Linked DNA regions of Homo sapiens: region 1 is linked to region 2. Evidence: chromatin contacts called from ENCODE Hi-C or POLR2A ChIA-PET data. All regions are on one chromosome and are shown on one strand. The core of a region is the stretch at or near the end of the contact, and the rest is flanking DNA. Distances in the headings are between cores, read along the strand shown.

Evidence for each region. A loop is a pair of places that touch in the nucleus more often than their neighbours do. ChIA-PET counts read pairs that join two places held with the same protein, here RNA polymerase II (POLR2A). Pooled maps may share reads with other maps.
Region 1: a loop to region 2 is called in a map of psoas muscle, with 5 times the contacts of the local background. The contact joins the enhancer-like site here to the promoter of NFIA in region 2. A Hi-C loop is called at or near these places in 1 of 168 maps with a recorded cell type or tissue (psoas muscle) and 2 of 50 pooled maps. POLR2A ChIA-PET finds 5 or more read pairs at or near these places in 1 of 52 experiments (activated T-cell).

What each region holds. Positions count from the first base shown.
Region 1 is chr1:60,864,231-60,870,507 of GRCh38, forward strand. No RefSeq gene overlaps it. Among named protein-coding and RNA genes, the nearest start is that of NFIA-AS2, 100 kb to the right of the region's middle. RefSeq lists a silencer at 6,113-6,277. Within about 2 kb of position 2,886, at least 2 of the 41 ENCODE cell types and tissues checked have a DNase peak (open chromatin) inside an H3K27ac peak, as active enhancers do.
Region 2 is chr1:61,078,112-61,085,152 of GRCh38, forward strand. NFIA (nuclear factor I A) reads left to right here and starts at 4,450. Exons shown (of 11, transcript NM_001134673.4): 1 at 4,450-4,707. The coding sequence starts at 4,681. RefSeq lists a silencer at 3,726-4,020.

The DNA.
Region 1 (6,277 bases), core at 1,636-4,135, 220 kb before region 2:
ATTGTGGTTTACTTTTCCATACTAAAGAGAGGATGTGTGGTTAAAAACCCCTGTGAAGAAGATGGCTAGGTTATAGTAAGGAAATCAGAAGTGACTTTCTCTGATTAAGGAAGAGCTCATGTCAAGTTTAGCCTGAATTGTGCTAAACCGAATTGATAATGACTGATTGCTTTGTTTACAAAGAATGGAAAAGTCCAAAATTAATGTATTTAAAAAGACACCAAAAAACATCGGTGGTGCCTAGCCCAGCATAGGTTAGAACTTGTAAAATATCAGTAATGTATTTATTTACTCACATAAATCATACATCTAAACACAATGCCAGCCAAACCAAAAATCAAGAGACTTGAATGCTGCCATCTCTTGTTTATCTTCCTTCATGACTAAATTAACTAATGAGTTAATTTTCAAAAAATAAAGTAAGGAAAGAGAAATATTTTTTCCTGGAAATTTTTTTTTTAACTCCTTGGAAAACCTGTTCAGTTGTTCCCAGATTTAGTTTGAGACTTTTCCAACAGAGATGTGTAAGACAGCAAAACTGAACTAAACATTTTTGTAAATGCACGGCTCACGTTCTTGAGAAAAGTGGCTGTGAAAAACAGATACTGAATCAGACTTAAAGTCAAAGAAGGGGGGGTGAATAGGGGGGAAAAAGCCCAAAACATTGCATGATAGTCTCTAAGCAGTTCCATCTGTCAAGCAGAAATTTTAGGCTAATAGCCTGTGGCGATCTCCCTCCGCAGTCCACTACCTGCCTTTGTCCTATTAAATCTCTTTATTCTCCTTAAAAAAAAAAAAAAAAAAAAGAGGGGGGGATTGGTTATTGGAAGGAAAGGAAAAACCCCGCAGACCAAAATCATCTGAGTGATGAAGCCCTAATTTTAACTACCTCCCTTTGATGTGTAGCAGTGGGCTCTTGTTTTTTTAAAAAGGAGAGAGGAGAAGACAGTGCTAGGAGCAGAAGACTTTTCATCTCCACTTCACCTTGCCACTGGGTCTGTGAGAGATTGGTTCATTGTCAAGGAGATTTTTTTTTTTACCCATGATTCCATATGGTATGGACCGGACTACATGTTGCCCCACATGCCACTGCAAATGTTTTCTCAATTAGGTGTCTTATCTCCCGTGAGTTAGCATCAGATGAAGCTTGCTGACAGCGTAATGGCAGGGAAAGCTTCCGACGGCTCCATCAAATGGCAGCTCTGCTACGACATCTCGGCCAGAACTTGGTGGATGGTGAGTTGGCAGCCGGGGCTGCTTTTTTTTTTTTTTTTTTTTTCCTTTTCTACTTTCCCTCCCTCTTTGACAAAATGTCCCAGACCTCACATTCATCAAACTCACATTTGATTTTTTTCACACTATTCAGTGAGGCAGCCTCACACTGCTGCCTCTTGCCATCCTCTCTCTGCCACTCTGCGACTTGAGTTCCCAGGAATGCTTGCCCTCATTTTCCATGGGACAGTATTTGGGGTTTTCTATTTTTTTTTAATTCTTTTTTAAAGAGTATCAGTTGTAAGGTGGAGGTGGATATTTTAGCCAAGTCAGTATTGGGGGAAAAAGTGAAACATTCGTCCCAGCCCTCAGGTTTTGCCCCCTCTCTCCAGTTTCACATCCCCCTTACTTTTGTTTTCAGGGACTATGGGGTGTATGGTTTTCTCTGGCTGTGGCATTTTCTGAGGACGCGTGTTGGGCACTAGGGAGAAGCAACCTCTGAGTGAATTCTAGTCCTGGCCAATTAACTGGATTGCCTAAAGTCACCTGTGAGAGAACTCTGGGTCCCCACTCCCTATTTTCCATCAGGGTCCCACAGCTCTCATCTAACTTTTCTCCGTTTATGTCAGAGCAGGTTTTCTGTCTCTTAGGCACTCTAGCTCTGAGTGGAAAAGACCCACACACTCTATCTTTTAGTTACTCTGGATATAAATAAAGTTTGAATAAAGTTCTGCCATGCAGCAGCAGAATGAGTTAACTCACATGTCATGGTCAACCAGGACAGACAACCTTTGACATTTTGGATCTATAAGAGGTAGAGTGAGTTGTGAGGATGCACAATAGCTCATTGTCACAGGAGATGCAAGTCCCGTGAGGAAGAGAGTCCTCAAATCATTACTGCCCTCGTTAGGGTGGTGTCCGTTAAGGATTAATTTGTTAGCAGTGCATTTCTAGTTTTCCGTAATTATTATTCTTGCGGCAAGCGTGAATTCTTCCAGGGAGTGAAAAAAAAGTTTGCTGCCAGGACAATGAATGTATTATCCGTTCCTAACTGGACCGTGAACTTCAGCTCATTTCACATAGATATCAGTTTAAGAAAAAAACAGAGAGAGAGAGAGAGAGAGAGAGATGTTGAAGGGGGAGACTGGCGAATGGAATTACAAAACAGGGCATGGTCGGTTTCACTGTATGATCTGCAGAAAGAGTTCTCTTTTCCCCTTCCTGGACCAATGGTGGTATCATTTTGGCAAGTTTTAGGAATTCGGAGGACTGAGAGACTGTTAAAAGTGAGCTACCGCAGGATTCTATCCGGCTGCTTCTTGGGATGCAGTATGTCCATCCTAAGGACTGTTGAGTTAAAGTGGTTGTGGGTATGTGTGTACATGTGTGTTTTAACTTGTAATTTCTTAACTAGACATTAGAAACTTTACCAGTAATTTCAGGACAATGTTGCATGCAGCTTTTGGCTAATTAGACTAACAGTAGACTATCCACTTTGACCCTGAACTTTTGTTCAGGGCACTTATTTTCCCATTAGAGTTCTTGCCAGCAAGAACAAGGTTTACTTGTGTATGCTATGATGTTACCTATTGCTTCACTTTATACAGCTTGTTAAACATTAGAAATGAATATACTGATTGGTTTAGCAATGATTTTCTAAGTTGTAAGCTTTTTTTGAAAAAACTGCACGCTGATGTCATATTCTGGGTGAAACATTTTACTTCCTTGTATTTCAACAGCTCATAGATTTTATAGACTGTTACTTTTTATGGCAAATTGTGTCATCTCTCTCTTTTTTTTTTCTTGCAAAGATCACCAAATGCTTCTCTTTTTTTAACTTGGAAAACTGTAATTTCTTTTTTGTAAAGTTTACTTGGAAGTTGCTTTTCATTTAAAATTATTTTACAGATGTTTTACCGCCGGGAATATAACATATAAAAGTGGTGGAAACATTTAGCAATGCAGTTGCCTAAAAATAAACAATGTTGAAAGCTCACATGCTGCTGTTTAGGCTGCACACTACAGGGAAGTTTCTCTCAACTTCAGTGCTTCTAGATCTTTGCTTTGAAAAGGAGTGAGAAATCAGAGCGCTCTCTAAAGAAGTTATACAAGTTATCATAGGGAATAAATCAATTTGTTTCTTTCCCTCAAAGGTGACCACATACCATGGCATTTCAGATCTGTCAGTTACCAATAATTCTAATGTAAATTTCCCATTATTGATGGGAAATTGAGGACTTTGATGAAGGAGGAGGGAACTAATTAAAATAATACAAATTTCACATTTTCTCTTAGATCTCTTTCCTTGAATAACATGCTCTCCCTCTCCCTCCATTCACCCACCTCGCTATCCCAAACAATTTCCCCAGCTGAAAGAAAAATTTAAACTTCCCTCTGGCTGATATAGTTATTTAATCAAAGGACAGTACAAGATCGGAGTTTCACACTAAAGGCAAATAAAGCTTTAAAATTACCTCATGCGTCATCTGGCTGCACAGACTCCGGGCTCATAGTGGGAACCTCCGGCTTGGTCCTCCCAGCATACAAAGGCAACTCAGTGAATGCCCCCTCCGCCCGTGGAGACGCGGCCTCAGCTGCCAGCGACGGGATATGCAATTTTGCTTTTTAATGAATCGTAAACAATTTGTATGGCAAATGAGTTTGTTTGTTTTAGTTTGGGGGCATATGTTGTACCAGGTTGTAGACAGTCATTACCTACTCCAGAATTTTAGGTGAGAATGAGTAGAGCTCTGGATCATTTTTATTTTTCTAAATAATAAAGACACACTAGGATGAAAGAAACTGGTTAATAAAAGACTGAGAATAACAACCTCTCTTCTCCTTCCCTCTCTCCCCTCTTTTCCTCTCTATCCCCACCCCCTCTCATAACTCACTCAGGCTTACAGTAGGGCTTTAGCTACACTTTTTGATAACTAACTGGAAATAATCGGTTGACTCGATTAATTTTTAATTTTTTTAGGTATAAATTTTAACTTTGTCTTTAAAAGACTACTTTTGTTTAAGAAACAGTTATTTTAAAATATGTAATATGGAGAAGGGCCATCTCTGTCCTCCATTACTTTTTTTGGTTGAAGCTAAGGTTGCCTTGAGGGACATGGATATAAGAATGATAAATACATGTTTTATATCAAAATGAAGCAAGAAAGGGGTCTTGATATTGAAAAGTCAAATAAAAAAGTTTATTCAAACCCACAGAGTTGTAAACAACTTAGAAGTTAACAAGCAACCAGGGTTCAAGCATGTACATTTTAACAGTAATTACCTTTGGCGCTGCCACTTATGAGAAACCTTTTGATATCTGAGCCACTTCTCTAATGCTTTAATCATGCAAATCAAGAAATAGATATTACATATCAACTTAATCTAGCTGTGTTGTGACATCGCTAGCAGAAACTCTCCCATAGAAAACTAAAGAAAACCCTCATGAAATTTTCCTCAGCTCCAAATGAAATGGAGGCACCCTAGAAGCATGTATTTGCTTCAAAATATAATTCTGTCCAGCAGAATTATCTCCATTCTACCCATATGGCATGAAATGAAGGCAGAATGAACATTCTCCTCTTCATAATGATAACAATGTGTTATGGAACTATTTTTATGTGAATTACAAAATGCACTTGTCTTGCTTCTGCCCTCCAATTTAAAAACTCATAGTGACTGTGAAATGAAGGCAACTAAATTATCCTACAGCCCCCTCACCCCATGCTAGGTCCTGAAGCACTTATTTTGGGAGCATTCTCTTTCAAAAATTTGACATACAGTTTTAAAATCAAGAACTGTCTGTCACTTACTCAAACTTGTACAACTCAAACTTTGCATACCAGGAAAACACTTGGGCAAAAAGAATATGCTGTGCCTTGTGGTACAAATGCCTACTTTTTAAAGTACACATGTAAAAAATAGCAAGATACTTCTATGAAATACTGCCTTACTATGTTCAACAATTCAAAAAAAAAAAAAACTCAACTCCAGCCTACTTCCCAAATGATTGGCAGCTTTAACCACTGCAGACACAAAATTAAGAACACATATTTCACGGAAATCTTTGTTGTTGTTAAGATGTGTTGGATTCACATATTACGTTGTATTTACCATTTCAATTTTCAAAATTCTCAGCTGAACAACTCTTCTTAATGATTGTTTGTTATAATTATTTGAAGATATTGCCTAATGGAGATTTGTCTATAAATTTGCACTTATGCTTTTATGATAAACTAGGAAATTGCTAAAATATCTATAAATAAAAAGACTCAAAATGAGGAGATTCAATAAATTATAAACCATATCATATTCTCAGCACTCAGCATATTTTTAAAGAGTCCATGGTAAACATATTTATACACTTTCTATTTAATGCATTTGCAAACTCTATTTTTAAGTATTTTCACAGATATTTTGCAGATATTTGCAGTGCAGTGGCTCTACCTGAGCTTATTTTTAAATGCACAATTTTTATCGACCATTATAAATATATGTAAGTATATTAATTTCTAAGAATATGCATTAACTTACAAGATTTCTGTACACTCCAACATTATTTTCTCACAGTATAAGCAGACTGCAAGCAAAATCTGAATGGGATAGGTTTTTTTTCCCTCTCACATATATTAAGAAGTTATCCTTATCATTTTCTTTTAGGTTAGCCTTGTACAACATCTTTTAAAGTACCATTTACTATTTTTAGGGATACATTGAACTATGTTCCTATTTTTTTTTCTTTAAATCAAATTACGATCCAAATGTACTTCATTCAGAATTGTGATTGGTTACTTAAGCAAGCCTATGTACTTCTACTATCTTTTTAAAAATCTTGATTTCCTGTTGTTATACTCATATTTCCCCTGTGAACTTTAGACAGTGAAATAAATGCTTTGTCCTTACTTATTTTCTAGTTGATTTTCCTTCACCTGTACTGAATATTGACAGGAATGTTTCTAATTTAAAACCAAAAGAGTCAGGGGCTGATTAGAAGACAGGAAATTGGAGGATTAAACTGTCTGGTTGCACTTCCTTTACTTATCAGCACTCAGTAACTCACTCTAGA
Region 2 (7,041 bases), core at 3,200-5,699:
GTGTACAATAGTTCTCAATAGCCAGAGGGGGCGGGGCAGAGGAGATCTGAAGTTCTCTGCAGCTCTGAAGGGGATGGTGTGGTTCAAGCTGTCAAAGCTACAAGCGCTTCCGGATTTAGCAAGCACAATAGGAAAGAATTTTCGCGTTTAAGAAAAAAAAAAAAGCTGATCGGGGGAGTTTTGCATGAATCGTGTGCCTTCTTCCTTGTCTTTTGGAAAAAGAAACATTCTGCTAGAGAAATAACTTTGTATTGTTATTAACTTTGCATTAGCTATTATTTTTATGCTCAGGGAAGCTGGTAACTTGTGGAATGTGAAGTTCAACTTTAAGAAACGTGTGGCTTAAATCTTGCCTGAATTGTGGGACTGTAGTGAGCTTTGGGAAGTAATATATTGCGTATTCAGCATTACAAAACTTCTTACTCTGATTATCTTAGAAGCTTTGGCATTTCAAGTACTTTGAAATTAATAGGTAAACCTCTCTTCTTGAACTCTAAACAACAGTTTTAAAGGAGAGAATGTTTCACATGTGGACTAGCAGCTGTCTTACACACTTGAAAGAAATTAGGGGAGTGTTTTTTCTTGGCTATTCTTGAATTCTGCTTTTTAAGTATATGGTCAGTAGGAAATAGGACGTTAAGACTGGCCAAGTTCACGTTTCTCCTTGTTACCACAACAACCCCCGTGGAGAGTGTATGGAAGATCGCTGACTTGCTAACTGTTAGTTGGAGTCTGGCCTCTTGGACAAGTGCTTGATACAAATCCAGTGGAAACCAACTGCAGTAGCTTGTCTTGGAGACAGTAACTGGCAGCCTCTGACTAAAATATCTCCATCTCCTCCTCTCTGAGCAGCGTAGACACCCAATTCTGTTGGGAAGTGAATGGAAAATAATATGGGCTCTTTCCCTTCTTTGGATTAAATTCCCATCGAGCTATTTCCCAAGGCTTTAGGCCTTCCAGTCAAATCTGGCTTGGAAATTTGATGTAAGAATTCACTTGGACACTCACTTCAGCAACATGATTCAATTTAGGATTATATGCACATAAGAAAAATCTGCACAGAAGTGACCAGCAGGTCAAAAACCAGAGAAGAAAAAATGTTGAAAAATGCCAGTTAATAAAGTTAGTTTTGGTAAGAACTACAGAGTTATGGTGTTGTCGCTTATGAATCCCAGTCCTATCTTCACTGCTTTGGGTATTAAAATCTAAATCATATTAATAAGATCTCCCTATTAAGTAACCTCCAAAATGAGAGCTATTTGAGATGTACATATAAGTGAAACCTTATTGACGTAATTTATATATCTAAGAGGATTTCACTAAAGCTGGCAAGGTAACGTTTCTGCAAATAAAACACAGTAAATGCAAGGCTGGGCTCTGTGCCAGGAAGAATATGGATAGCAGAGAGCATGACAGGAGCCTCCTTTGCGCAGAGACAATCCCATTTCAAGGCAGCCTCCTACCACTTGGAAAATAAATGATTGGAGAGGTTATTTCCAATAAGGGGTTTATCCTTCCTAACAATGGGTCATTTATATGATTGCAGTGAACTAGTTTCCATACTTCACCTGCGTTTCCTCCACTGCTCTCTCTACTATCCTTTCTTTCTTCCCTCCTCCTCCATCCCTGCTCTCTCTCAAGTGCCTTAGTATCTTTGTGAACTCTGGACAAGGATTTACTTTTGCAACTTGGGAAGAGGGGAGAGGGTTGGAAATGTTTTTTACCCCCAGTCTGCCCTTTGAGGAACATCTGTTTCTTTGTGCGTGTGTTTAAATTTATGCCTGTTGGAGAGAAAGTTACCAGAAGCCTTTCTGTAACTGTAACTCTTCTACTGTATTTTTCTCAGTCTTGTTTCCAAAGGCTGTAGTTGGAACTGTGCTTTGTAGTGTTCCCCCGCCTCCCCCCCTCCCTCCGCGGGGGAGGGAGCGGGAGCTGGCGGAGATAGGAGAGAAAGCAGGAGCGGATGTGAAGGGCTTTGGTGCTGAACTTGGATCCAGCCCTTGCCTAGAGGGCGCAAACAATCGTCCCATATCCAAAAGTCTTACGAAGGGCGCCAAAAGTTACTTAAGATAATATTGCTAACCGCAGAAAGCTGGAAATCGCGGGGCACATCCACTGCTGCAACAAAAGAAGTTTTTAAAGTAGAAATATCAGCATTAAATTACTTCCCCCATTAAAAAAAAAAAACAGGGCGACATGCCAGTCCTTTTTAAAAAAAATCTTTTTTTTCCTTGAGACTCAAAAGTAAGAATCTTTGCCGTTTTGAAAATAGGCAGATGTGAAGTGTATCTTTTAATACACCAAAAGAAAGATTTTAATCTGCTCTGGAAGAGAGCTTCCCGAGTACACACTCTGAACAATAACTTTTCACTGTGCCTCAGTTACATGTTGGGACCGTCAGCCAGAAACTTCTATCGAGGAAACTTGGAGCGCATTGAAGTTATAGATCCCAGCAAAGGTTCTCGTGGCCAGGGATGTTGTCTCTGTAACACAGCTTGGCTTTTAGGACATTCCTCCCCTACTAAAATCTGAGAGGAACCAAGGAAAAGCAGTGGGTTAAGTTTGGGAAAATGGACTCTCTCATTAAAGGCTGAAATCATTATTTCTCCTCACTCCTTAGTAAATAATCTTGAGAGATTTCCAAGGATGTTCAGGAGGGAGGGTGGGAGAGAGAATGGTTCTTGAGCATTCGGGAATTATTTTGGCAATAAAGTAACTAAAGTACAAGCATAAAATAACTTTAGACAGATGCAGAATTATTTCAGAGGTTCTCTTTTGCTCTTTCTCCAGTACAGTATTTCCTGCCCCTTGCTTTGAAAAGAAGTCTGAATGAGAGTGGCCTTAACACATCACTCACCCTCACTTGTTAACACATCACTTACCCTCACTTTCCTACAGGAATGTCCCCTCTTTAGAGACTCTCTGGTTATGTCACCTCCACCGAAGGGCAGATTCCCCTGTGTGCCAGTGTCTTTCAACATGATACCTACCTCTTTCCTTTTGGAATTTTGAGAAGGGTTGTCAAATGCAGCATTTTGCAAACCATCATGAGGAAGAGAAGTAAAATAAGGGATGGGGGCTTAGAAGAGGCAGGTAGGCTTTCCCCCCTCCGAGAGAGGAGAGCCTAGAGAGAAAATATGAGGTTAAAAAAAAAAAACTGGAAAAGCAGGCTTACTGGCAACTTGCCAAACCCTAAAAACCACCCCCCTCTTTTCTGCCAAAACAATACTTTAGCAAACCTAAAATAATTGCAGGAAGCTCTTTTCCATTTTAAGAACTATTACCTGGGGGAGGGAAAAAAGGGATTCTTAAAAGGCACCCTTCCAGAGGTGTCCCAGAAACTGGGACGGTAATGATAGCCTATGTCCAGTTCTGGGCACGCGTTTGTGGATCAGAATATCTCCCTTCCCTAAGGGGACATCCCTTTCACATATTTTTTTCCTCCTAAAAAGTAAAAGATGTCACAGCTAAACCACTGTTGTTTCTGAACGTGATAGAACTTTTTCTATGGCGTCTGTGTTCAAACCCACTAGTTTCACAGTCCTGGGAGGGATAACGCTCATTAATCTCCGCCTTCTTTTCTCCAGACCCCCGCCCCCCAAATCCGGTGAATCTTCTGTGGGCACTGATTCCTCACCACCCCCGCTTCTGAATGCCACAGGACCGAAGCTGCACAAAGTTTGCAGGATTGTGTGCATAATTACCTCTGCCGACGAATCTATTCCCACAGAAAGCTTCGCTGGAGAGATTACAATGCTTTGAGCCTTACCGCATTTCAGTGGGGGAAAAAAAGTTACCTAGGAGGTCTGATTTTTCAAAGAAATTTGCATACATGCAAATGTGCCGCCCGGCCTCCTCCTCGGTTCTCTACGTGCCCACGCGGTGGCCCGGGGGGTGCGGGGCAACCTGGCAAAGTTGCCCAAGTCCTCCACCGAGGTCCGCGGAGGTCTGCAGCGGGGGTGGGGGGATGGGGACGAGGAAAAGTAGTTTTGTTTGCTTAAGCACATCCTGTGGCAGCCTATAGCTGCCCGGGAGTACAGACTGTAACTGCTCCTCACTGCGTTACCCAGTAATGCGCTGATCGGGGGAGGGGGCGGGGGGGCCGGGGAGCGAGCGGGAGAGCGAGCAAGCGAGCGAGCAAGGAGCGAGCCACGGAGAGAGCCGGGGAGCGAGCGAGCCAGCCTGCGAGCGCGAGCGGCCGCGGAGGCTCGGGACCCGGCTGGCCGCGCGGCGCCGCAGCCGCCCCCTCCCCCACACCCCCTCCCCCCCGCGGCGGCGGCGCGAGCGGGCGGCGGCTGTGCGGTGCGGTGCAGAGCGGAGGCGGAGGCGGGCGCGCGGGCAGCTCGCGGGCACCCGGCCGGGCCGGCGCGGGAGCGGGAAAGGGTGCGCTATGCCTTTAACACCCGCGTACAGTAGGCATGTATAGTGGAGTGTAGGGAAACTCTAGGCGGGGTTAAAGTTCAGCTCATGGAGCGGCAATAGCGCTGGCTGGCTGGCTGCAGTTGAGCCGACTTGGAAATGTGAACGCAAGAAGCAGGCTTGATTTTTTTTTCTCCCCCCTTCTCTCTCTCTCTCTCTCTCTCTCTTCCTCTCTCCCTCTTTCTCCTCTCTCACCCACACTCACGCACACCTCCAAACCGCACACCCAGACGCACACGCATACCCCAGCGCCCGGCAGTTATGTATTCTCCGCTCTGTCTCACCCAGGTAAGCCGCGGCGTGGATGCGGAGGGCTTGGGGGCCGGGGCGCCGGGGGCAGGGCTGGGGCTGGGTGGGGGGCACCGGGGCCGTCGCTCCGGCCGGGCCCAGGGCGTGCGTCTCGGTGTGTGTCTGTGTCTGCGCGTGTTTCTGTGTGTGTGCGCGCGTGTGCCCGCGGGTGGGGGGGGGGATCCCGCTTAAAGAAAGTAACTTTGTTTCCATGCGGGTGCATTCCTCTTGCACGGCCATTTGTGTGGGCACATGGCTAATGGCGCCCTCTTATTAATGCGTTAATTAATATCGGGGCGACGGACTGCGGAACAGCAGTGTTTTCGGACACCCCGCACGTGTTTCGGCGGGGTTGCAGTCCATGACACGCAGAAATCTGGCTCAGCGTTTCTGCTGCCGGGAGCAGGGATTCCGTAGTGCCGCAGCGCCCGGGGAGGGGGCCGCCGACGGAGCCCACCGCTCACCCCGCACGCTCGGGCCGGCTGCAGTCCTCGGGTGCGGGGAGACCTCGGGTGCCTGCGCCCAACGGCCCGCTCCCCGCAGCCTGCGCTGCCGCAGCCCCCCGCCGTCTTCCCGAACTCTTACTTTTGTTTATTGTTTGTCAGCCTTCGGGGTCCGGCCGCGGAAAGGACGCGGGCTCCCGTCCCGGCCCCGGCCCGGACAGCGCCCCTCGGACGCGGGCAGGCTGCGGCTAGCCCTCGGCTGAGCGGGGCTACGTGGACGCGCGTTCCCCCGCGCCGGCCGGGTGGAGCCTGCGTCCTCGCCGCGCGCCGGTGGCCCGTTGGCTCTCCCGGAGTGAAAGTTTCGGGGCCGAGACGAGCCCACGTTGTGCAGGGCGCCGAACGCCGGAGGCCGCGGGCCGCGGGCCGGGTAGCGCCGGGCAGAGTTGGGCTCCTAGCCGGGAGCCGGAGCGGCGGCCCGGGCCGGACACGGCTCCCCCCGCCGCCGCCGCCGCCACCACCACCACCGCCACCGCGCGACTCCGGCCGCTCCGCGCGCAGGACGGGGGCAACTTTTCCCCTCCGACTCAACTCAGAGCATGGGGCTCTTGCGCCCCACCGCCTCTCCTTTCCGTGCCCCCCTGTCCATTCCTCCCTTGTCTACCCACCCCCAGGCAAAATATTGCTACTTCGAGACTTCAAATCCGGTCCCCTTTGAATATGTTATTTGTTTTCCTTGACTAAAAGGCTTGAAGTCAAAGTGGTTTTGCGCTATTTTTTTTTTAAGCGTGAGATTTCATACTGCTTTGGTACATTAGGATCTGACCATTAATCACCTACATGAAGTTATATGCTTCACATAAAATGTTTATTCACCTCTCCCTTAAAAAACCTACCACTTCTTGCCTTCATTTAGTAGGAGATAACGGTTTAACCGGAATAGTTTCTGGAAGGCTAAAAAGTATCAGTAGTTTTCGCTCTCCTCTCTAGATTCTGGATTTATTTCCCACATGACATCCCTTCTTATTGCAATATCTAACAGTAATAATACCGGGTATTTGATCTCAGAAGACTCTTAAACGCATCTTTTATGTTGAAATGGTCTGTTTGGGATTTAGGCCTAGCATTAATAATGGATAGCAGTTACTTTTAGTTACTGTAAAAGTTTTTTTTTTTTTTCCTAACAAACTTCCAAAGTTCCTATTTTAGTAACTTGTGGAAGTATGGAATGAAACTTTTCCAACCACTTCTGGCAAGGTTCACAATTGCATATGGATAAGATGCAAAGTGTAAGATAATTTGAATGAATTACGGACTATAGTGAAAATGCTGAGATTCGAAGGCTGAAGTTCTAGCTGGCAGAAGTTTGCAACACACAGAACTTGTAGATAATATCAGCGAGCTGCAATAAAGGGAAAGGACCCTAACAGATACATTAGTGTCTTCTCAATTGAGCTCTGAAAAGATAAATTTATATTTGGGAATGGTGCATATATGAGGGCACCTGTATATCCATGCAGGCCTAGGGCACAGTCAGGTATTTAACAAAGTTGGCCTCTGTTGGTTCATGAGGTATTATGACATTAAGAGAGTTTTTTTTTTTCTTTTTTTTTCGGCTTACATATTCAGCAGCGTTGATTGATGCATTCACTAGGCCTTCTTCTGGAAACACCACTAAGAGAAATGCTTATTTAGTGTAACAGTTTGTAAAGAAAATGTACAATAAATAGTGAATGAGGGCTCATATTTTATGGGTTCTGCTTTTAAAAATTTATTTACAATTTATTTAACTTGCTGGGATATTTATAATGTTTTAGAGCCAGTTTTAGGAAGAAGAACTTCGGTAGTTTATTGCTCATTAAAAAAAATCAGTAAGCACAGTGATTTCTATCAC